2 separate regions of the Homo sapiens genome follow, and region 2 is linked to region 1. Evidence: read pairs that join two places in POLR2A ChIA-PET (ENCODE). Cell type or tissue: GM12878. All regions are shown on one strand. Region 1 overlaps CHSY1 (chondroitin sulfate synthase 1). Region 2 has its middle 11 kb from the start of GCAWKR.

Region 1 (4,000 bases):
TTTCACCCAAATTCCCTGATTATTAATATTTACCACATCAGCTTTATCATTTTCTCTATAAGTGTACATTATTATTATTATTATTATTATTATTATTATTATTTGAGATGGAGTTTCGCTCTTACTGCCCAGTCTAGAGTGCAATGGCACGATCTCGACTCACTGCACCCTCCATCTCCCGGGTTCAAGTGATTCTCCTGCCTCACCCTCCCGAGTAGCTGGGATTACAGGTGCACGCCACCACGCCCAGCTAATTTTTGTATTTTTAGTAGAGATGGGGTTTCGCCATATTGGCCAGGCTAGTCTCGAACTCCTGACCTCAGCTGATCCACCCACCTCGGCCTCCTAAAATGCTGGGATTTACAGGTGTGAGCCACTGTGCCCGGCCTACATTAGTTTTTTCTGAACCATTTGGAAGTTGCAGATATAATGCTCTTTTTGCCCTTAAATCAGTATGTATTTCCTAAGAACAAGGTCATTCATTGACATAAACACAACGCAGTAATCAAAATCAGGGAAATTAACGTTGATACAGCACAGTTATGTAATCTACAGAGTTTAGTCATATTCTGTCAGTTGTCCCAGTAATGTCCTTCATAGCAAAATAAAGAACTTGAGGTGTTCCAGAGTGTAGTCTAGGGTCACATGCAGCATTTATATGGTATGTCTCTTTAAGTGCCCTTTAACCTTGACCTTGTCTTTGCTGTTCATGACCTTGACGTTGTTGAAAAGTACAGATGAGTTATTTTGTAGTTATTTGTCCTTCAGTCTGGGTTTATCTGATGTTTCCCCAGGCTACGTGATGTGTCCTCAGTGCCTCACATCAGGAGCACATGATTTCGGTGTATGATCCATACAGGCAGTGTTAACTTTGATCTCTTGCCACGATTCTCCTCTGTAAAAATCACTACTTTTGCCTTTGTTATTTAATAAATACCTTATAGGGAAATATTTTGAGGCCATGAGATATCCTATTCCTCCTGTAAGCATCATCCACTAATTTTTACTTGAGTTAATGATGAGTTAATCATCCACATGATTTTTACTTGAATTAATGATGTTTGTCAAATGATGATATTGTTGAGCAGCCGTATATGGGGGCTTTTGGTAATTCTTAGAAGAATTCTGTTTCTCCATTCTTAGAAGTAGTTTGAATGACTGTAGTTGTGGGAAGCCTTTGTATTGAAATTAGTGTGTCTCTTTTCCTCTATCCTCCTGCACACTTGGATGTGTGGCCTTGACCTGTGGAGTGGGCTGCCTAAAGGGAGAAGGTCCATGCCTGTCAGGACTGTGGACAGGGTCTACTGGCTGTGCTGTGGGCGCCCACGCTGCCTTTATACTCCCTCACCCCCCCTATTTCAGGGGTTTGTGGTTTCTGCAACCCAGTGCATTTCTACTTTAAAGCTTGGCTTTAGGTGCAATCAGTTGTTAATAAAATTGATTTGTGGTTGTTTTCTTGTTTGTTTACTTGAAAATAGCCGTTACTGAATCCCATTGTCACATTTTTATTTTTATATGCTAACCAGCACTAGTAATGTTTTTCTCTGGAAACAAGTAACCTCTCTATAGCAGTGCAGATTGGATTTTAAGAAATGTGGAATTTAGGTCTACATCCAGCATAAAACCCAAAGACCATGTTATACTCCCCAAATTATAGCTGGTTCATGATGGTAAAATATTTTTTTTCTTGTTTGATTACCATTACATAATGGCTTTTAAGTTATTAGTCCTCATTTTATAATCTTTTAGTCTTAACCACCTCTCCCAAAATCCCTAAATTTGCAAACTACTATTTATATGTTAGCCTTTTAAAGTTAAAAAAAATCCTAAATGAGAGTCACCTTATTCCATGTTTACCAGTGAGTGCTGCAAGGGGTCAGAAATGCCCTCCATCCTCCCCTGCAGCCTCTGCTGTGTCTGAGATCCCACTGCCCCTCCTGCAGAAATGCCCTCCATCCTCCCCTGCAGCCTCTGCTGTGTCTGAGATCCCACTGCCCCCCCTGCAGAAATGCCCTCCATCCTTCCCTGCAGCCTCTGCTGTGTCTGAGATCCCACTGCCCCTCCTGCAGAAATGCGCTCCATCCTTCCCTGCAGCCTCTGCTGTGTCTGAGATCCCACTGCCCCTCCTGCAGAAATGCCCTCCATCCTCCCCTGCAGCCTCTGCTGTGTCTGAGATCCCACTGCCCCTCCTGCAGAAATGCCCTCCATCCTCCCCTGCAGCCTCTGCTGTGTCTGAGATCCCACTGCCCCCCCTGCAGAAATGCCCTCCATCCTCCCCTGCAGCCTCTGCTGTGTCTGAGATCCCACTGCCCCTCCTGCAGAAATGCCCTCCATCCTCCCCTGCAGCCTCTGCTGTGTCTGAGATCCCACTGCCCCCCCTGCAGAAATGCCCTCCATCCTTCCCTGCAGCCTCTGCTGTGTCTGACATCCCACTGCCCCTCCTGCTGCTTCCACCCTGGCAAGCTTGATAGGACCAGAGCTTGTCATCAGCAGCTTCTGAAATTGCTAAAGCTCATGGAATGCAGTCTGTCCCATAATTTAGCCCCGATTGAAAGCTGAAGTGTGTTGAGGGCTGAGGGTTGTCCTCCTTAGCTGCTGTAGTGGGCCCTTCCCTGGCTGGCTTGCTGCTGGCCTGAGATTCCTTCTAACCCCCTCCTGGACACCTACTGGGAGAACATGAAGGCAGCCTCCAGTTCTCTTTGAACACAGTTCAGGAAAGGTGGAAGGTAACAGCCTTCCTTTCCATCTGGTTAGGCTGATCTCTCTAAGAAACACTGGCTGGAATGAAAGAAGGGCAGCCCCTACCAGCCCAGGGCCACCAGAGCTGCCAGGGAACGCCTGTCTGTGTTTCTTCCCTGCTGCTGGTACTTGCAACCTCTGTCATCCTGCCATCCAGTGACTCACAGCTGCAGCCCTAGCTAAGATTTAACTCCTCTTGGAGTCTTCCTGCCTCCTCTCCTCCCACCCCACTGCCCAACCGCCTGCTGGAAAGGCAGCCCTGCCGCTCCACCAATCAGATGGGTCAGACCAGCCCCAGAAGGATGGGAAGGAGTTAGGCTGGGCGGGCTCATTGGCTTCCTCCTTGTTCTTAGGCATCTTTCTCATGTGAGCCTTTCTCTTCTGCTCACTCGTCCCCACCTTGTTCTATAGGACGTTTGGTGGTTCCTCCTGCCAGGATGCCTTAACGTTGATATTCACGGAAGGCTGAGGGTCGGGGGAGTAATAGGCAACTCCTTCTTTAACCACCAGCCTCATTATTCATTATTTTCTTTATGTAGTGGATTTTTGCCAGACATGCATTACAATCTCAGATGATTCTACTCTATACCCATTTGTGGGGAATCACTGTTCTCTAAGAGGAATTAAAGGAGATTTCACATTCTCTCTCTGGCTTGCCCCGCCACCCCCGACCACCTCCCCCCGCACCGCCCCCACCTATAGACACACTCTGGGTTGCCCTGGGAGGGCAGTGGGCAGTGGGATATTGGATATTGTGTTTCAGAAGGTGTACAGGCTCCCACAGACCCTGGCTCAGGCAGGGAAGGGGGACAGGATTTACCCAGGGTGGCTGACTTCGCACACATGGCGAGGGAGAACCTCCTGCCTCATCCACAGAACTGTGGCCTGGCAACATGAGACCTGGCAGAGGGAGGAGGGGTGGCTGGAATGTGAGGAGACCTAAGGGGTATGCAGAGCAGTTGGGGTGGGTCGAATTATTCCCAGCAAGCAACATGACCAGGGTTCCATATTGAAAGACCACCCCGACAGGTTCAGAGCAAGGTGAGGCTGGGGCAGAGGAGACCTAAGAGATTTCTGCAACAGCCAGGTAAGAAATGAAGAGAATCATAGCTGAGAGGCTTGCTTGCGGGCTGCAGAAGAGTGGGTACATCGGAGAGACTCGGGAGCTGCATCTGGAAGAGTCTGGTCCCTGACCCATCTGGGGGTGCAGGGGCTGGCAGGTGTTCTTAGTCAGTGCATCTTTCATGGTACTTAAGAACAG
Region 2 (4,000 bases), 360 kb after region 1:
ACCAGCTAATTTTTAAAAATTATTTATAGAGATGGTATCTACCTATGTTACCCAGGCTTGTCTCAAACTCCTAGGCTCAAGCAATCCTCCTGCCTCAGCTTCCCAAAGTGTTGAGATTACAGGCATGAGCCACTGCACCCAGCCTGAAATACAGTTGGATCATACATCAAATTGTTATATGCATTTGGCCTGTTTCTTTACTCACTGCATGATTCCATTGATCTTTTTGACTGTTCACACATGAAAACCAAACTACAGCTCTACAATATTTTTAAATTATTGCTCTCTTTAAATTATTGCTCTTTTGAGTTTTCACAGTTTTTCTGGAAATGATCAAATGTTTATTTTTTTCTGCGTGAATTTTTCTTTAGCTTGTGTAGTTAAAAAAGGAGGAGATCCTATTGATATTTTTATTGAGATCACATTAGTTTAGGCAGAATTATTTTCAGCATTTACAACACTGATGTTTTCTACCCAATAATAAAGTAGTTCCCCCATATTTTAGTCTTCTCTTGTCTTTTGGTATCATTTATAAAGTATATTTATATAGGACATGTGTATTTCTTAAAAATTATAGTCCCAGATATTCTTTTTTTTTTACTCTTTTCTTCCATTATATTTTCTAGTGAGTTGCTGCTTGCACATGAGAAGCTACTAATTTTTGTTTAATTTTGTCACCAGGGATCTTACTAAGTCTCTTAATTGTTTACAACAGTTTTTCAGTTGATTCTCCTGTGTGAGTGTGTATTTGAGGCATACTATTGTATGATCTGCAAATAATAAAACATTTACTTCCTTCTCAATTTTTTTTGCATTTTTTTCTCTTGTCTAATTATATTAATGAGTAATTCAAATACAATTTAGAATTGTTGTGGTAATTGTGAGCATCTTGATCTCTTTCTTGACTTCAGTAGAAATATTTTGTCATTAAACACAATTCCGGCACCTGCACATGTGTGTAAAATCATGATAAATGAGTACGTTCCTATTTTATTAAGACATTAAATGTGAATTGTGTTGAACTTAATGCTTTTTCTTTTGTTTTCTTTTCTTTTTTTTTTTTTTTTTTTTTTTTGAGATGGTTCTCGCTCTGTCACCCAGGCTAGAGTGCAGTGGTAAGATCTTGGCTCACTGCAACCTCCACCTCCTGGGTTCAAGCAATTCTCCTGCCTTGGCCTCCCTAGTAGCTGGGATAACAGGCGCCCACCACCATGCCTGGCTAATTTTTTTGTATTATTAGTAGAGAGGGGTTTCACCATGTTTGCCAGCCTGGTCTCGAACTCCTGACCTCAGGTGATCTGCCCGCCTCTGCCTCCCAAAGTGCTGGGATTACAGGCATGAGCCACCACATCCAGCCGAACTTAATGCCTTTTCTAAATCTATGGACAAACTAATGTAGTTTTTCTCTTTTCACCTACTCCATGTTATATTAGTAGATTTCCTACTTTGGGGCATTTTCCCATCTTAGATTGAACTCCATGTTGGCTATGGTGGATTTTTCTTTTAAAGCATGGTTGGATTAGAGTTTTTTTTAACTATGTTCATGGGTGAGATTGGTTTATATTTTTCTTTTGGGAGGCATTCTCAAATGTTGTTATCTCTCTCTGTGTGTGTGTATATATATATACATATATATATATATACACACACATTTTTATTCATAAAAATAATTGGTTAAATGGAGCACAATATCTTGGATTGAATCTGGGAACAGAAAAGGATCATCAGTGGAAAAAGAATGGGTGAAATCCAAATAAAATCTGTAGGTTAGTTAATAGTTCTGTACCATTAATAGTTTCTTAGTTTTGACAAATGTACTCTGGTTATAGAATACATTACCAGTACGGAAAGCTGGGAGAAGGCTGTATGGAAACTCCCTGTATTATCTTTGCAAGTCTTCTGTAAATCTAAAAGTATTCAAAAATAAAAGTTCTGAAATAAAACATACTTCGTAAGATTTCCTTCTTCATTATTCATAGCAGTTTCAATAACATTGGCGGTATCAGCATTTTGGATGGTTGATGAAATCCGTTTACAAAATCAACTGCGCTGAGTGCTCCCTTGAAGTCTCTGCTATGTGAACTACTCTGTTTCTATTTCTCTCTTTTCATTTCTGTATTTAGTAACTTATATCTTATTAGAAAACCATGAGGTTTTCATATTTATTTCTGCAAAATTGAGCAGGGTAATCATTTATTATTTTAAAATTTTCCTTGCAGCTGAGAATTTTCCGATTTCATACCTATTTTTTTTTCTTTTTGTGGTTTTCTGCCATTTTCCTTGATTTGGTTAATTTTTCTCCTTTTATATTTATTATCTCTCCCTGCAATTTTCTCAAATTTATTTTATTTGTCTTGCCTTAATTTTTTTTTTTTTTTTTTTTTTTTTTGAGACCGGGTCTCACTCTGTTGCCCAGGTTGGAGCGCAGTGGCGTGATCTTGGCTCACTGCAACTTCCGCCTCCCAGGTTCAAGAGACTCTCCTGCCTCAGCCTCCCTTGTAGCTGGGATTACTGGCATGTGCCACGATGCCAAGCTAATTTTTGTATTTTTAGTAGAGATGGGGTTTCACCACGTTGGCCAGGCTGGTCTCGAACGCCTGACCTCAGGTAATCCACCCACCTCAGCCTCCCAAAGTGCTGGGATTACAGGTGTGAGCCACCACTCCCAGTACTTTTTTTTAGTTGAGTGTATATACTGTTAATTTAAGTACTTAAAGCTATGAAATTCCCTCAACATATTGCTTTAGCTATATCATATAGCTTCTGATAAATGTTTTTGTATTATTTTTATTTCATAATATTCTGCAGTTCTGTTTTCTATTTTATTTTGGACCTGAGTTCTGTATAAGAGAAAATTTAAAAGTTTTTAGGGATCTGTTGCTTTTAAAAGTAACACTCGCTAGATTGGTTATTTTTATTTTTGAACAAGTCCTTACAGTGAGTAACCACTGTCATTTTTTTCTCTATGAATATTTTTATTTGATCATGAATACTTGCAAAACAAAAGCAGACATACAGTAAAATTCTTTATCTTCATTTCTGCCATATCTTCCCACACTTTAAAAAGTTCAGACTTCTTTTCCTAGCTTATTTGATTTTACTTTCATAATTTATCAGAGGTTGCATTGGACTTTCAGTTAAGTGAAAGGAGCTATACAATTAGATCATGTCTCTTTGGGAGGTTGTATAGTTAGAAGTTGTTTAGGTTCAATGAAAATTTAGAATAAAGAAGTATAATGATAGAGACATATAGGACATAAAGGGGAGAAAGGAATGATGATGAAATATGCTCCTAAATCTGTGAATGTCACATCTTAGGAAGCCAAGAATCCCCAGTCCCACTACTAACCTAAGATGCTGATGAAGTCCCCATCAGAAATAATAGGGACCCTTTAGTTCAATGCAGGAGGGTATCACTTACATGATTAAGGGAGGGGGTGTGTGTCAGCATTTGCAGCCCCATTTTTAGCTGATTGAAAATCTAGCCAACAACTTCCGGGCAGATAAGGTTGCCCCCCGACCAATTCCTGAGTGGTATCACCTCTGCTAGACACGAAATACTTCCACACCCTTGGCCTTCGGAGTGGCCATGCTCCATCCCTCGTCTTTCTGTGTGGCCTCTGTAGAGGCCAAGATCCTCTCCAAAAGTTCTGCAAGCTGGGATGCTGCCCTGCTCTGCCAAGTGTCTCAAAGGTAAGGCGTTGCTTCAAATTATTCAGAAATAATAAAGCATACAAAACCCAACGTGGATTTTAAGAATATTCACACATAACCTATAAAACTGACTTTAGCCTTGAATGCTTCCTGAAGTAATGGATTTTGACTTGTTCCCCCAAATCTTCCCACATGACTCAATCTGATGAAAATGATATGATTCTCAAGGGATTCATGTGGTTCCATTGCCCATACCATTTGCCATTTTCCACCCTGTCCAATGTGGTGGGTCTTTTCTAGTTGTTTCGCTTGGCTGATAGCTGTCCACATCTTCCGTGCCAGCCCT

What was found. ChIA-PET counts read pairs that join two places held together with the same protein. Peaks named below come from ENCODE experiments on the same cell type or tissue, not always from the same donor. Only the 100,000 strongest peaks of a DNase experiment are listed, where the experiment ranks them.
Region 2: POLR2A ChIA-PET joins it to region 1 with 5 read pairs; 2 of 35 experiments call an interaction of 5 or more read pairs at or near these places.

What each region holds. Positions count from the first base shown.
Region 1 is chr15:101,200,539-101,204,538 of GRCh38, reverse strand. The region is part of intron 2 of CHSY1 (chondroitin sulfate synthase 1); the gene reads left to right. Among named protein-coding and RNA genes, the nearest start is that of CHSY1, 50 kb to the left of the region's middle. In GM12878, no CTCF peak of the experiment used is centred here; no DNase peak of the experiment used is centred here; H3K4me3 peaks cover 517 bases; H3K27ac peaks cover 760 bases.
Region 2 is chr15:100,836,686-100,840,685 of GRCh38, reverse strand. No RefSeq gene overlaps it. Among named protein-coding and RNA genes, the nearest start is that of GCAWKR, 11 kb to the left of the region's middle. In GM12878, no CTCF peak of the experiment used is centred here; no DNase peak of the experiment used is centred here.